Regions from separate parts of the Mus musculus genome. Here region 2 is linked to region 1. A link is a loop called in an ENCODE intact Hi-C map of the cell type or tissue named here. Cell type or tissue: left cerebral cortex. All regions are shown on one strand.

The links. A loop is a pair of places that touch in the nucleus more often than their neighbours do. Peaks named below come from ENCODE experiments on the same cell type or tissue, not always from the same donor. Only the 100,000 strongest peaks of a DNase experiment are listed, where the experiment ranks them.
Region 2: it touches region 1 in a loop (12-fold over the local background); 2 of 42 quality-filtered maps call a loop at or near these places.

What each region holds. Positions count from the first base shown.
Region 1 is chr13:35,127,966-35,135,965 of GRCm38, forward strand. No RefSeq gene overlaps it. Among named protein-coding and RNA genes, the nearest start is that of 4930529N20Rik, 36 kb to the right of the region's middle. In left cerebral cortex, no CTCF peak of the experiment used is centred here; DNase peaks (open chromatin) are centred at 1,693, 3,503, 3,947 and 4,122; H3K27ac peaks cover 786 bases.
Region 2 is chr13:35,238,250-35,246,249 of GRCm38, forward strand. No RefSeq gene overlaps it. Among named protein-coding and RNA genes, the nearest start is that of 1700019C18Rik, 30 kb to the left of the region's middle. In left cerebral cortex, no CTCF peak of the experiment used is centred here; DNase peaks (open chromatin) are centred at 1,112, 3,405, 7,326, 7,663 and 1 more place; H3K27ac peaks cover 1,138 bases.

The DNA of each region.
Region 1 (8,000 bases):
TTCCCTCTTCTTTCTCTTGCCACAACCTTCTCTTGACCTTCAGCATCAGTGTTTGAGGCCCTCTGGCCTTCATATCTCGGACTTACACAACTAAACCCACAGGCATTTGAACATGGGTTGAGCCATTCTACCAACTTTCCTTATTCAAAACTTTGCAGATGGATCATTCTGAGATGTCTCAGTCATCAAACTAACCACCCCCAAGAAATTATCTATCTATCTATCTATCTATCTATCTATCTATCTATCTATCTATCTATCTATCTATCTATTTATCTATCTATCTCCCATAGTTATATTTCCATTCTATCACTTTTCTAGATACTTGATTCTGTCTTTCTAAAGAAGGTTGATTAATACATGGGGCAGCAGAGTGTTCTCTTCAATTCTTTTGTGAGACAAATGCCATCTATTTCCTGGAAGAGTCAGATACCTCAGGACATGAAATGATCGCTGCTCCATTCGGCTAGACAACATACCTCTTGAAATTACCTTCTCATTTTTGAACTAATTCTGAGCATTTCAGTTGAAACACAATTAATATAACATGAAATTAACATTTCAATAAAGTATGTATTTCAGTGAATTTTAATATAAATACTAACTGTCCAAATATCACTACTACTTGCAGAAGGTTTCCATCACCTCCAAAGGAAACCCCAACCCCAATAGCGATAACTTTTCATACTTCCATCCCCCACATCTGGCAAGCACTGATTGACTTCTTACCTCTATGAATTGGCCTATGTATACCTCATCTAAATGCATCTATAGTGCACTGCTCTCTTGGTTTAGTTTTCTTCCTTTCTGTTTTCTTTTTGAGGAAACATCTAATGTAGTCTAAGCAGGCCTTGAACATAGAATGTAGCTAGGCTGACCGTGAACTTTGGTGCCTGTGGAAACCAGATGAGGTCATTAAATACTCTGAAACTGAAGTTACAGATGATTGTGAGCTACCATGTGGATGGTGGGAAATGAACCTAGGTCCTCTGAAAGAGCAACAAGTGCTTTTAACTACTGAGCTACCTCCCCAGCCCTATATATTCCTTTACTAGGTTTTTGTGATTCTTTTACTAAAATTACGGGGTAGACATTATATAAATTTCACCAAAAGGCATGCAAGCCAGCACAAGAAGCAAAAATTCAAGGGACTGTCCCTTAAGTTATAGAAGGACTAGGGGACTAGTGACAAGAATGAAAGATTCCGGCTCTCCAACTTCTCTGTGCTTGTGGGAAATTAGAAATTTGCTGTCCCTTCAGTATAGACGTCTCTTAGTCTATTTTCTGTTGTTGAGGCAGGGCTCTTTATGAAGAAAAGAGGCGTGTTCAACTTGGACTCAGAGTGTGCACTCGTTTCTCTTTTGTTGCTGGGGTAAGACACCCTGACAAAAGCATCTTAAGAAAGGGGTTTTATTTGGGTTTACAGTTTCAAGGTATACAGTCCATCCTGGTGACAAGTGCACAAGGTCCACTTCTCACACTGAATCAGCAGCCTGGAAGAGAGAGTGAGCAGGAAGTGATGTCAAAACCTGCCTCCAGTGGCTCACTTGCTCCATCCAGCAAGGCTTCATCTCTCAAAGGTTCTACAAACTTAAAGATTTCACAGAGCACAATGGCAGTTGGCAGTCACCCGCAGTTACACACTGTCTCCCCTATCTCCCACACACTTTGTTCCTGAGGGGGTGGGGATGACACTCTTTGAAGTCTGATAGCCCTGCCCCACATCCTGTTCCCTCTTTCTTCTACTCTGCTGTGGCAGTCTGGCAGTTTGGTGGTGAGTGATGTGTCTGTGAAGGCGAAGCTAGTGTCCCCTCCTTTTCAAATGAAGCAGGCAGCTCTGGTCAGCCTTGGGTTCCAGCTTTCCTGTAAAGTTCTGTAAGACTCAGGGCTTCCTGGTTTTTACCACACTCCAAAAAGGCTGAAGCACGTGTTGTGTTAAATCTTCTTGTTCTTGGATCCTAACTCTCCTGGCTTCTCCCATCCTGGTGTGTCATGTGCCTTGCCCTGTCCCAAAGAAGCCTTTGCAGAGAGAAAAGGAGGTGAGAAGTGTAAAAATACAAAACTTTCTACATCCACCCATACTCAGAGTAATAACGCGGAGAAATGACTTGGAGACTTTTATATTTATTAAAAGCTTCAGGCACTATAGTGGGAAGATTCTGAGCTATTCGAATTTGATAATACTGGCCTGGCCTACTTTCCAGCCATGTGGCCTGTTACCTGTCATCTTGGTCTCGCCTGGTCACTTCCTTCTTTATTTGTGTCCTGATAGAGACTTCCAGGGTTCCCCCTGAAATCCTCTCCTTCTCTCTGGGTCAGAAAGTCTTGCCTATTCCTCTCCTGACTAGCTATAGGGTGAAAGGCATCTCACCATCATTGGTAGGCACTTGCCCTGGAAGCAAGGATATTCTGTGACAATTGAAAATGGCATCACTTGAGCAGTGCATGGTGGCACAAAACTTGAATCTCATAATTCAGGAAGCAGAGGCAGGGATCTTTAAATTCAAGGTGAGTCTGGACTACAGAACAAGTTCACGAACAGCTAGGGCTATGCAGAGAAACTCTGTCTCAAAAAACCAAAAATGAAGAAGGGAGAGGAGGAGGAGAAGTGGAAAGAAAGAAGGGAAGAGAGAGGATGGAAGAAAGGAAGAAAGAAAATGGGGAGAGGGAAGGGCAGGAAGAGAGAAGGGGATGAAAGAAGAGAAAGAGAAGAGAGAAGAGAGAGAGAAGAAAGGAGAGAGAGAGAGAGAGAGAGAGAGAGAGAGAGAGAGAGAGAGAGAGAGAGAGAGAGAGAGAACTACTACAAGATGATGTGAGATGTGTGAGATGGGTGGGGATGATGTAAATAAAAGTTCTTGGCACACACAAAAACGACACTTCCCTATTGTAAAGCATCAAAGGTGACAGGTTCCCTTTCTACTGAAAGGTACATTTATTTTCTAGCCCAATGCAACTTGGGCCTGTTTGTGATCCACAGAAGACCACAGCCACCCTTTCTTCCTGATTATACAGCTCTCTTTGCCATGTAGACACAGGGGGAGCTTGTAATTTGAATTCCTGTCCCCTCTGTTCACCTGACTGTACAGTGCAGAGGACAAGCCCTCTCTTGGTTTGTGGATTTAGCCTTGTTATGGACATAGCACCCGGACATGGGGATAGGGGTGTAATTGTCTCCTCTCCCCTGCCCACAAGGTCAAGATTTTGGGGTACAGTCATCCATATTGGCTTCTGCCCAAAACTGAAGCTTGTATCATCCACCCAGGCAAGGTCTTTTCCATGGAGAGTCCTCCACAGAGTCACTTGGGTTTAGGATGCCAAATGGATCCCTGGCACTTCTGGTTCTCTGTCATGTGGGTGCCACTTGTGCTCCTGGCTTCTGACTGGTTGTGATAGCAGCCCAGGGCTGGCATGCATTCTGGCTGTGCTGTTCCCTCTCAGCACCTCCTTCAATGTGGCAAGCTCCCCTTCCCTCCTTCATTCCACAACTGGTGAGCCTTGGATGTACATACAGCCTCTGGGGCTGAAGGTAGACTCAGAAATGACTAGTCAGATTGTGGAAGTGGGTCAGGCAGGTGGCTGGTAAGGTGTGTTCTGTGCAGAAGTGGCAGATCAGGAGCCTGCCAAGATTTCTCAGTTCCCCTTTCGATTTCACTGCATCAGCAGCTGCAGCCTGTTCCCAGATACATGCTTGATGATTCTAGATGCCAGAATAAAGAAGCAGAGGAAGGGCGCTGTGAGTCAGGTCTGGAGAACAACACCACCTACCCACCCACCCACCCACCACCACCACCACCACCACCACACACAAACACACATCAGAATGACTCCCTCAAATCATTCTGAGAGGCAGTAATGTAGCACATAATGACACACATGAGTGGCGTTGATGCAGGAAGCGCGTGAGTCACACTGGGAGAGCGTGGAAAGGCTTCAGAGAAGGGGTGAATGTAATTTTACCTCGTGAGCAAGAGCCTGGAGCTTTTTTTTTTTTTTTTTGGTTAGAGGAAATGGGTGGGAGGGGCTTTGGTATCACTCACAATCTGCTTCAGCATCCTTCAGGGGCCATGCTCACTTAGCATCCTGAAGTAAAAATAACACATTTTGGCTGAGCAACTCCCAGAGGCCAGACAGCATTTGGGAGCCAGGAAAGGCATGTGGGAGAGTCCCGAAGAAGCCCTACAATTGGGCCAGTCAGTTTTCATGGTTCACCTCCTACCAGTTCTCCCTCCTCTACGTCTATTCCATCTTTGATAGCCCACGCCCTTTCAGCTCCTCGGTGTTCTTGCCCTACATAGAGTTTTCTCTCTGTGCCCTTACTCTTTCATGTTCTCATTTCCCAAAGAACAAAGTCTGGCCTGGTTTGCAAAGTCCCTGAGATTTGGCCTCCAGAGAGCTGAGCATGGTCTAAGCTATCTGCAGCATGTCTTTACCATCTCTTTCTTCCTTCTACCTTTCATTGAAATTCCCTCACCAGACACTTTTTTCCCCAAAAGTCCCCCTGCCATATATGCTCCCTTCCTCTATTTTCTAGAACCTCAATAGTAATCAATAATCCTATTGTATTTTCTTCCTTTTTTCCTAAGGCTATCTAGAATAACTAATATACTTGACACAAAGTACTATTAACGTCCCTTCACATCCTAAACTGGTTGGAGCTTTGGAGGTGATTGTTTCATAGCTTGTTATTACTCTATTTTCTTATGGGTCTACTTTGGGTAGTGACTATTACTGTTGATAGCATTCTACTTGCAAAGAACTATGGTAGGCCTGAACTCCTAACAGAGAGAAATAACATCTCAATTCTTTTTTTTTCCAATTTTTTAAAATCTATTTATTTTTTATTACATATTTTCCTCAATTACATTTCCAATGCTATACCAAAAGTCCCCCATAACCTCCCCCCCCACTTCCCTACCCACTCATTCCCATTTTTTTTGGCCCTGGCGTTCCCCTGTACTGGGGCATATACAGTTTGCAAGTCCAATGGGCCTCTCTTTCCAGTGATGGCCGACTAGGCCATCTTTTGATACATATGCAGCTAGAGACAAGAGCTCCGGGGTACTGGTGAGTTCATAATGTTGTTCCACCTATAGGGTTGCAGATCCCTTTAGCTCCTTGGGTACTTTCTCTAGCTCCTCCATTGGGAGCCCTGTGATCCATCCAATAGCTGACTGTGAGCATCCACTTCTGTGTTTGCTAGGCCCCGGCATAGTCTCACAAGAGACAGCTACATCTGGGTCCTTTCGATAAAATCTTGCTAGTGTATGCAATGGTGTCAGCGTTTGGAAGCTGATTATGGGGTGGATCCCTGGATATGGCAGTCTCTAGATGGTCCATCCTTTCGTCTCAGCTCCAAACTTTGTCTCTTTAACTCCTTCCATGGGTGTTTTGTTCCCAATTCTAAGGAGGGGCATAGTGTCCACACTTCAGTCTTAATTCTTCTTGAGTTTCATGTGTTTAGCAAATTGTATCTTATATCTTGGGTATCCTAGGTTTTGGGCTAATATCCACTTATCAGTGAGTACATATTGTGTGAGTTCCTTTGTGAATGTGTTACCTCTCTCAGGATGATGCCCTCCAGGTCCATCCATTTGGCTAGGAATTTCATAAATTCATTCTTTTTAATAGCTGAGTAGTACTCCATTGTGTAAATGTACCACAGTTTCTGTATCCATTCCTCTGTTGAGGGGCATCTGGGTTCTTTCCAGCTTCTGGCTATTAAAAATAAGGCTGCTATGAACATAGTGGAGCATGTGTCCTTCTTACCTGTTGGGACATCTTCTGGATATATGCCCAGGAGAGGTATTGCTGGATCCTCCGGTAGTATTATGTCCAATTTTCTGAGGAACCGCCAGACTGATTTCCAGAGTGGTTGTACAAGCTTGCAATCCCACCAACAATGGAGGAGTGTTCCTCTTTCTCCACATACTCGCCAACATCTGCTGTCACCTGAATTTTTGATCTTAGCCATTCTGACTGGTTTGAGGTGGAATCTCAGTGTTGTTTTGATTTGCATTTCCCTGATGATTAAGGATGTTGAACATTTTTTCAGGTGCTTCTCTGCCATTAGGTATTCCTCAGGTGAGAATTCTTTGTTCAGTTCTGAGCCCCATTTTTTAATGGGGTTATTTGATTTTCTGAAGTCCACGTTCTTGAGTTCTTTATATATGTTGGATATTAGTCCCCTATCTAATTTAGGATAGGTAAAGATCCTTTCCCAATCTGTTGGTGGTTTTTTTGTCTTATTGACAGTGTCTTTTGCCTTGCAGAAGCTTTGGAGTTTCATTAGGTCCCATTTGTCAATTCTCGATCTTACAGCACAAGCCATTGCTGTTCTATTCAGGAATTTTTCCGCTGTACCCATATCTTCAAGGCTTTTCCCCACTTTCTCCTCTATAAGTTTCAGTGTCTCTGGTTTTATGTGAAGTTCCTTGATCCACTTAGATTTGACCTTAGTACAAGGAGATAGGTATGGATCAATTCGCATTCTTCTACATGATAACAACCAGTTGTGCCAGCACCAATTGTTGAAAATGCTGTCTTTCTTCCACTGGATGGTTTTTGCTCCCTTGTCGAAGATCAAGTGACCATAGGTGTGTGGGTTCATTTCTGGGTCTTCAATTCTATTCCATTGGTCTACTTGTCTGTCACTATACCAGTACCATGCAGTTTTTATCACAATTGCTCTATAGTAAAGCTTTAGGTCAGGCATGGTGATTCCACCAGAGGTTCTTTTATCCTTGAGAAGAGTTTTTGCTATCCTAGGTTTTTTGTTATTCCAGATGAATTTGCAGATTGCTCTTTCTAATTTGTTGAAGAATTGAGTTGGAATTTTGATGGGGATTGCATTGAATCTGTAGATTGCTTTTGGCAAGATAGCCATTTTTACAATGTTGATCCTGCCAATCCATGAGCATGGGAGATCTTTCCATCTTCTGAGATCTTCTTTAATTTCTTTTTTTAGAGACTTGAAGTTTTTATCATACAGATCTTTCACTTCCTTAGTTAGAGTCACGCCAAGATATTTTATACTATTTGTGACTATTGAGAAGGGTGTTGTTTCTCTAATTTCTTTCTCAGCCTGTTTATTCTTTGTGTAGAGAAAGGCCATTGACTTGTTTGAGTTAATTTTATATCCAGCTACTTCACCGAAGCTGTTTATCAGGTTTAGGAGTTCTCTGGTGGAATTTTTAGGGTCACTTATATATACTATCATATCATCTGCAAAAGTGATATTTTGACTTCCTCTTTTCCAATTTGTATCCCCTTGATCTCCTTTTGTTGTCGAATTGCTCTGGCTAGGACTTCAAGTACTATGTTGAAGAGGTAGGGAGTAAGTGGGCAGCCTTGTCTAGTCCCTGATTTTAGTGGGATTGCTTCCAGCTTCTCACCATTTACTTTGATGTTGGCTACTGGTTTGCTGTAGATTGCTTTTATCATGGTTAGGTATGGGCCTTGAATTCCTGATCTTTCCAAGACTTTTATCATGAATGGGTGTTGGATCTTGTCAAATGCTTTTTCTGCATCTAAGGAGATGATCATGTGGTTTTTGTCTTTGAGTTTGTTTATATAATGGATTACATTGATGGATTTTCGTATATTAAACCATCCCTGCATCCCTGGAATAAAACCTACTTGGTCAGGATGGATGATTGCTTTAATGTGTTCTTGGATTCAGTTAGCGAGAATTTTATTGAGTATTTTTGCATCGATATTCATAAGAGAAATTGTTCTGAAGTTCTCTATCTTTGTTGGATCTTTCTGCGGTTTAGGTATCAGAGTAATTGTGGCTTCATAAAATGAGTTGGGTAGAGTACCTTCTACTTCTATTTTGTGAAATAGTTTGTGCAGAACTGGAATTAGATCTTCTTTGAAGGTCTGATAGAACTCTGCACTAAACCTGTCTGGTCCTGGGCTTTTTTTTTTTTTTTTTTTTTTTTGGCTGGGAGACTATTAATAACTGCTTCTATTTCTTTAGGGGATATGGGACTGTTTAGATG
Region 2 (8,000 bases), 110 kb after region 1:
ATGAGATCTTGCCTCCAAATAAATAAGTAAGTTAGTAAGTAAGTAAGTAAATAAATAAATAAATAAATAAATTTAAATAACATTTTAAATGGAAATAAACTCCTTAATACACTAAAAATAACTTAAAGAAATGGTTAGCATTATCCATACAATAAAATTTGGGAAGAAGCTGTGCAAGATGCAAAGCACATGTTGAGTGAAGGTGCTCTGGAGAGGGACTCTGTGCCTATGGTTGTGTCAGTTAAATGCATACCGAGCACATCACATTTCACAAGGGAAGCCTCTGTGCCTGGGGAACTGACAATATACCCACAGCATGTTCGGACACAGGGTCCTCAACAGCAAAGCCCTCTGAAACTTAGTGACACAAAGCTCCAGGTTCTGCAGGTAGAACTGGGGTGAGCCAACTGGGACAGTTGATTTCTGCTCCATGGCATCTAGAGACATGAAGGGATTTTTTTTTTTATATATCAAAATGGCTTTCATGTCACTGATCACCCACCAGGCATCATTCCAGCAGCCCCCTCCCCCACCCAAGCTCTCTGTCTGTGGACAACTGTGGGGTATTCCAAGAGTCCATGAATTGAATCCACAGCTTCTCCTTTTCTTTGATTCCAATATTTACTCGGGCTTACTGCTAATCTTAAACTGTAGAGCCCAGGCTGGCCACACAGCTGTTGACTATTAGAGGACCACTTTCCCAGTGGGGGGCACCTTTACCAACAACTATCGCTGATGAGGAGTTTGGCTTTCCACACCTCAGTCTGTTCCCCAATGGAAGAGTGCCCGCCCTATCTCTGAGTGGGCAGGTCTGAGTGTGAGCATTCTTCATTAGACGCAAGAGTCTCTCTATGGGAAGACTAGATGGATATTAAACATTGGCTTTCGGACACATCCACAAGATACTTTCCCTTGCTATATACTTTTATTAGCTTCTAAGGGAATTTTTAGGACACTTCTATGGGTTTTACAACTGCTTGTGTAAGTTCCTATGTGTACTCAATGGAGATCCTGGCAGTGACAAGATTGTTTAAATATACTGGCTCATGTTAGATGACTTTTCTGACCATCTGTCTGGTGTATGAGCAGAGAGAATGATACACTTGATTCTACAATTCTCAAATTAGTCTCTTACAAGAATGTAGCCAGACACCCAGTATCAAGCTCTGCCCATTCTGAGTGAGGAACTAAGACAGGTCATTGACTGTAATGAGAAATACATGGGGAACAGAAGTGGGAGATGACAGTGGAGGAGGAATGGGGCAGAGGATTGATGTGTCAAGAGACCTGGGTAGAGGTTGGAAGTAATACCTTCCCCATCCTCTCTGACAGGCAGTGAGCAGAGTACTGCTGTGGCTGACTAGGTTATTCATTACCCAGACTCCTGAGTGTTCATCTGATTGAAATGCCCACCAGGACACTTATCATGGAGACCTGATGGTTTCTAACCTCCCTGTCACCATACTAGTTACATTCTGACATGACCTCAATTCTTGACAGAAACAACATAAAAGAGGAGAGATTTATTTGGGCTCATGGTATTAGAAGGTTTCAGACCATTATGGCAAGGAAGACATGGTGGAACATTGTGTTCATGGTAGCAGGAGAGTGTGGGAGCCCTTGTTCACATCATAGGAGACTATGATGCCGATAGGAACTAGGACAGTACAACCTTCAAAGGCTCTGCTCTATTCTTGACAGTAGAACCCTATCTTCTAGGGTTTCCACAGTTCTGAAAATAGTGCCAACATCTTGAAAGCAGCCCTTTATAAATGAGCTCCTGGAGACATTTCAAATTCAAACCCTAATAATCATTTAGTATCTGAGCTAAAGGTCAAGTAAAAACTCACTCGTCTGATAACTAAGGTAAGGTGTATTGATTTGGCTACCAGTGTCTGGGTACTTTCTGGGACAGTGGGTAGGAGTTCAATATTTCCACAGTGCCCAATGGTAAAATGGACTAATAAGGTCTATCTCATCTATTTGCACTGCTGGGATTCTAAGATTTATGCACTGATGTGCCCAGAGACATGAACAGGAGTCATAGTCACACTAAGAGCATTCCAAGATGGTTCCTTTCATTCTGATGAGATCCAGTGTGTTCATAATGGTATGGCTGTAGACAGGGTAGCTTGCTTCCCTTCAGAGTACTGGACCCTGGCACCATTTTTGATATTTTTTGATGGAATTCATATGTGCCATCTCACTTGATCTTTATAGAGAAAATACCATTACACACAAGGAAACTGAGGCTAGAGAATATGTGAGGCATATACACACTCCAATTTTATTTTGCTTTTTTTCCCTCATAATAGAGGTGGGACCTGGGTCTTGTATTCTAGAGAAAGACTCTACTACTGATCTATACCCCAGTATCTTGTAGCTCTGGTTGACCTCAAAATTGGTAACTCTTTTGTCTCTGCAGGCCGAGTCCTGGTGATCATCACATGTGTCACCATACCATGCTTTAGATTACCATGCACTTGGTAGCACCCCTCCTTCAGTGCTGCAAACTCGGGTTTGATGACTCCAAATTCCCTTTTGTATCAAAGCTGACCCAGACTTGGGAGAACAGCTATGTGTGCATGTTTGCCTGTGTGGCATACCTTTGTTCTCATGTAGCCCTCTTCGATCTTCCAGTGAACTTTCTTCTGTGCACTTTTCTGTCTAGCTGAGGATGAAGCGGGGTTAGTATTGACCAATTCTGCCATCCAGAGAATGATGCTAAGCTTGGGTTGAACTAGTTCCCTCCGCTCTGTGGAGCTCATCCTGTTACCTCAAATATGAGAGAGCAATGTTAAGTGATGTTGAAATCACTCCACCAGGTAGCTAGAGAACCATGCGGGGAGCTGAGCAACACCACAGTGACTGAGGCTGGGTTGTGGCTTCATCGCAGAAAACATGAAATCAAGACTCTAATGAGGATCCCAGCTGTTGCTTTCTGAGTAAAATTTGGAAGAACAAAGTATTGAAGGAAGATTTGCCCTCTGAACTGCCCAAAAGAATAGTATTAAAAGCTAATATAACCAGAGGTAGACCCAGATTGGCTCTGTATAGAGACATGGTTCATCAGCATCTTCAGATAGCTTGGCTGAGCAGCTGCAAGGTCTCCCTTCAAGCCTGTGGTCTCCAAGAACTGTGTTTGATTGCCTCCATCAGATTCTACCACCCATAGCTTGGATCAGATCACTGTCTGCAGGTAGCTCAGCAGTGACTACAAAACGAAAAAGGTGCAGTGCCCTAGCAGCAGCCACCCACACTGTGGGCATACAACCCAGTAGGAACCTGGGATGGTCTGTCACTGAGACACAAAGCCCACAAGGGCTGTGAGGATGATGGAAATGAGGAAGCTATTTCCAGACTCCCAGTGGAAGTCCCTTACACAAAAGGAGACACAGATGGAGGAGACAGTTGTAGCAGATGGTGTCCTTCCAGGAGGGAGTAAGAAACAATCTGATGTCAGGGAGGAACGGGGGCTGGGCACCTTGTGATGACTCTGTGTCCTATTCTAGGCCACCTAGCAGGGAGCTGGAGAAGGAACTTACCTTGGAGAACTTGTAATTATCTGAGCTGCTGAAGACATGGTCATTTCTAAACATAGTAGAAAAAAAATCCTGCCTAGCCGCTGACTAGTTGCTGCTGAGAGTAGAGTCTGGGAGCTTCTCTCTGTCCTTACCAATTTTATCATAGCTAATTAGTACCCTGGAGGAGGTAAAGAAAGAAATGGAGCACTGAGCCTGGGTGCAGGAGTTGGAAGGCAGTTGGTCATACTGCTGTACAGACAGCAGGACCCAGGAAAGGGAATCATTAGGAACATACTCAGAACCACCATGGGCTGTTATGCAGGATGTTTACTGAATAATATTGGAGGCTCCACTTACTTCATAGTCTCTTTTTAAGAGGTGTGCTGTGGAAAATAAGGGAAATGATATATCAAACTTGGGATAAGAAGCTATATGCAGCTCTGTACATAAAGGTCGAGAGAGGATATTGGTTCTGTATTCCACAGGTAACTGACAGTGTATCACCTTGATCCTGCCATCTTGATGCCTTATTCAGGGTTATTTGAATACAGAGCTATGACACCAAGCACTGTTATAACTGGGAGTTAGGTAATTTGGGTGGGGTATGGCTCCCACCATTGTTCCCTTCAGTTCTTCATATCACAATGTCTAAGTCAAAATTCTACTACTGGGAAGAGACACCATGACCATGGCAACTCTTATAAAGGAAAACATTTAATTAGGGCTACCTTACAGTTAAGAGGTTTAGTGGATTCTCATCATGACAAGAAGCATGATGGAAGGTAGGCAAATATGCTGCTGGAGAGGTAGCTGAAAGTTCTGAGCTAAGATGCCAGATTGGCAGGCATTAGAAAGAGAGAATGACACACTGGGACTGGCTTGAGTTTCTGAAACTTCAAAGCTTCCATGTCCCCACATCCTCCCTTCACCCAGTGACACACTTCCTCCAATAAAGCCACACTTACTCTAACAAGACCACAGATCCTAATAGTGCCACTCCCTGTGGACCTATGAAGGCCATTTTCATTCAAACTATAACACGAGATAAATGAAGACCATTTTGCTCTAAGACCAACAAGAACACCTGGTTTACTCAACACCATCCTGAATGACAGAGGCACCCCTAGTACAACATTGGTCTGTAGACCTACCTGAGGTGGCAGCCGGCATGGACTCCTGCTCTGGTTGAACTCAGAAGGTTGTGAGTGGCCCATGGAAGATGGGGGTGACATCTCTGAGAACTGTTGGGGAACAAGCAGCTGTGGTTATTCAAGCTTCCAGCTCCAACAAAGTTGCTATCTAGCTTTCCACCCTGCAGACCAGAACTAGTTCAAGAACTTGTGAGTACAACTTGGGGAGGAGAGATTCTGTGACTGCTATGTGGGTCCACAGTGCTCATTTGTGCACATTGTGGGGAACCCCAATGCCAAAAGATGTTTAAGTTTGAGGCATGCAGCAGGGCAGACAGACCCATTTAACTGAAGAGATGGGAGGTGAATCACAAAAATCTCAATCCTGCCTCCAAATGTCCCACTCTCATCCCAGGGATCAAGGCCTAGTGTCAGTGCTGTGTAGCCATTTCCTCCAGAATAATACACTCCCTCCTGGAGGGAGGCTCCTTGGGAAGTATACTCAACTTACAAGTCTCAGGAGGCTCCTGAAATTTATGAGATTTACAGGTCCCTCCCAAAGTTATACGAGTAGTAATGAGTGCTGCAGAGAGAAGACTTTTCAGCCAGTTGAGCTATCTGAAAGTCCTTCAATAAACACAGGGATGCATCTTTTGTGAATTGTCATTCTTGCTGGGATGGGCTTTTTGGTGACATGGCTGCCTTTGAGTCCTACATGCGCCTGTAGGTAATCGTTAACACATACTCCTGTAAGCAACCCCAGTAAAGTCATTGGCTCATCAGGTTAAATTGTCATGGCTGCCTATCTAGGGTGAATAGACTTTTGTTTTCATCTCCCTATGAATACTCAGACAACATAATCGGTGCCTGGACAAGGACCCATAGAGCAAAAATTAATTGGAAAGGAGTGGTGGATGCTGTCATTTATAATTGAGAACTTTTAATGTCAGAGTGCTAGGTATGGTAGCACACACCTTTAATCCCAGTACTCAGAAGGATGATGCAGGCAGAACTCTGTGAGTTCGCAGCCAGACTTGTTTATATATAACTATGTATAGTTAGTTCAGGCTGGTCAGCACTACATAGTGAGGCCCTGTCTCAAAAAACAAACAAACAAGACAAAACAAAACAAACCAACCAAATAAAAAAAGAAACATTAGGCTACCCAAATTACTGACTTCTCAACTATATAACTTGACTGGCAGTTGACCAGGGTTGGCTTGGCTTCAACTTTGCATTGCTGTCTCAGATGAATGGTTCCTCTAACCAGAAGCACAATCCCTGCCAGGGCTTTGGAGCATTTTGTTCAGCATATGTCACCTGTTGGTTTGATAAATGCTTTTCATGGTGTCTTAATAAGAGGTGCCACTAGAATATCTGTCACAATGGTGTTGATGGGATTAGTAAAATAGAAGCCTAGCTGAAACTATTGCTATAACCACCCCTGTCATATAGTTAGTTCCTCAATTGATGGATTCAAATGCTGTTATAAATTTGTACCCTTCAAACTATGGGTTAAAAAATATATCATTCTAATTCTTCCTTCTAGACACACCAGGCTCGATGAGCATTAGTAATTTACCTACTGTCAGCCCAGTAACAGGACAGAACAGAGCTGTGATCAGACCAACTTGTACTTTAATTACAGACAATAGTTCCTTCTGGCCTCTGTCCAAAGTTTAGAAGAGCGAAGAGGGTCAAATGGTATGTTTCTTACAACCTTCCTATTAGATGTGGGGAAAGGGAACATTTTTCATTTGTCTTCCTGTCATGGCTCTCATGCTTCTCCCTGCAGTGCATCTTGTTTTGAATTTTCATTAAGTATCTACAATTCACTAGATGCCCTTCTGCAGTCTGCTGTCTACTGTGTGGCTGCACTAGATTTGATTGGATCATTCCTCATTTGGGTACTTGGTAGGTTTTAGTGTATATTAAGAAGGATTCTGTGTAGCTGATTGTCAACCTTCCCTCAGTCTTCTCTCTCATCAAGTCATTAAGTTGGTCTTCCATTGCTCAAGCCAACACTGGCTACATGTCTCAGCCATTACACAAAAGTGGACAGGCTAAACCACTTCATAAAAACCAGGTGGTTCAGAAACTACCATCACTACACAAAAACACTTGACTGTGTAAGTTATAAAGAAGAAAGGTTTATTTTGACACATCTTTATGGAAGTTTGGAAGGTCTAATTTTGAGGGCTTTGCTCTACTTCAAACCACAGTGAAAGAGAAAGTGCAAAGGCATCACAGGAAAGAACCTAGGCTGAAAGGCTCAAACTTATTCCTGGGGGCTCGGCCTCCAAGTTGAACATTGCCGGTAAGGCTTCCTCCCAACACTGTCACATTGAGAAATGAAGATTCTGTTGAAAGGGCTTTTAGGAAAACACCTTAACCTTCATACCATAAGCACTCAGACACACTCATGCTTACATACCAGGGCTAGTCCACTTGTCATCTGAAGGAGCCAGGCTAACCTCCCAATGATGGAGAATAAGTTGGTCCTATGGCTTCTATCACCCCACCTCTATCACCAGACTTGGAAAGAGGACATCCTAGACCATCTACCTACCAGCCTATCAGACATCAGAAACAGTAAACTCAAAAGGACTCGCCAGAGAGCTAAGCTGACATGTAGGAGGAATTACAAGGAAAAAGTTAGAGAAATGAGAGGCAGAGGTGTGGAATGTGGTAGAGGAAGAGAGGGAGTTGGGAAGGAAAAGAGGAATTAAAGGAGACCAGAAGCTCAGGCCACGGAGTCACATAGCAGAGTTGAGATGGAGACTCAAGGGTATAGCATCTATGAACTTGACAATACACCATATTGGAACATAATTCATTTGTGTATTATGTGACACTAAAATGTCACTCACAGAAATAAACTCCCCACTTAACAGCAAGACAGAGTCGTTTTTTTCTTTTTCCACCAACATGACGGCACTGACATCTGCTCTGCTTACACAATGTGATCATCACTGGCGTCTACTCTGTTATCATGTGCTTGTTGTTCATGGTCAGCTTTGGGGTTTTGTTGTTTGTGTACTTGGCCTATTTTACACATGGGATCTCTCTGTTCTTATTAGTCACAAGGCTGTGTACATCAGTTTCAGACACCACTGTAGTTTGCCTTTTAGTTATTTTTAGAGGGCTTTAAATATTCAACTGAAGTATAATAAAATGCAGCCATTCAAAGCATAAAGTTCCTTAAGTTTTGACAAATCTGTTTGCCTATGCCCACACCAACACAACCTACATTCAGCATTTGTCACTCAGACAGTTCCTCCTTGCCCCTGTTTAGTCATTTTCTACCCAGCTTTTAGCTAGCCCAGGAAACCACCCATCTGCCTAT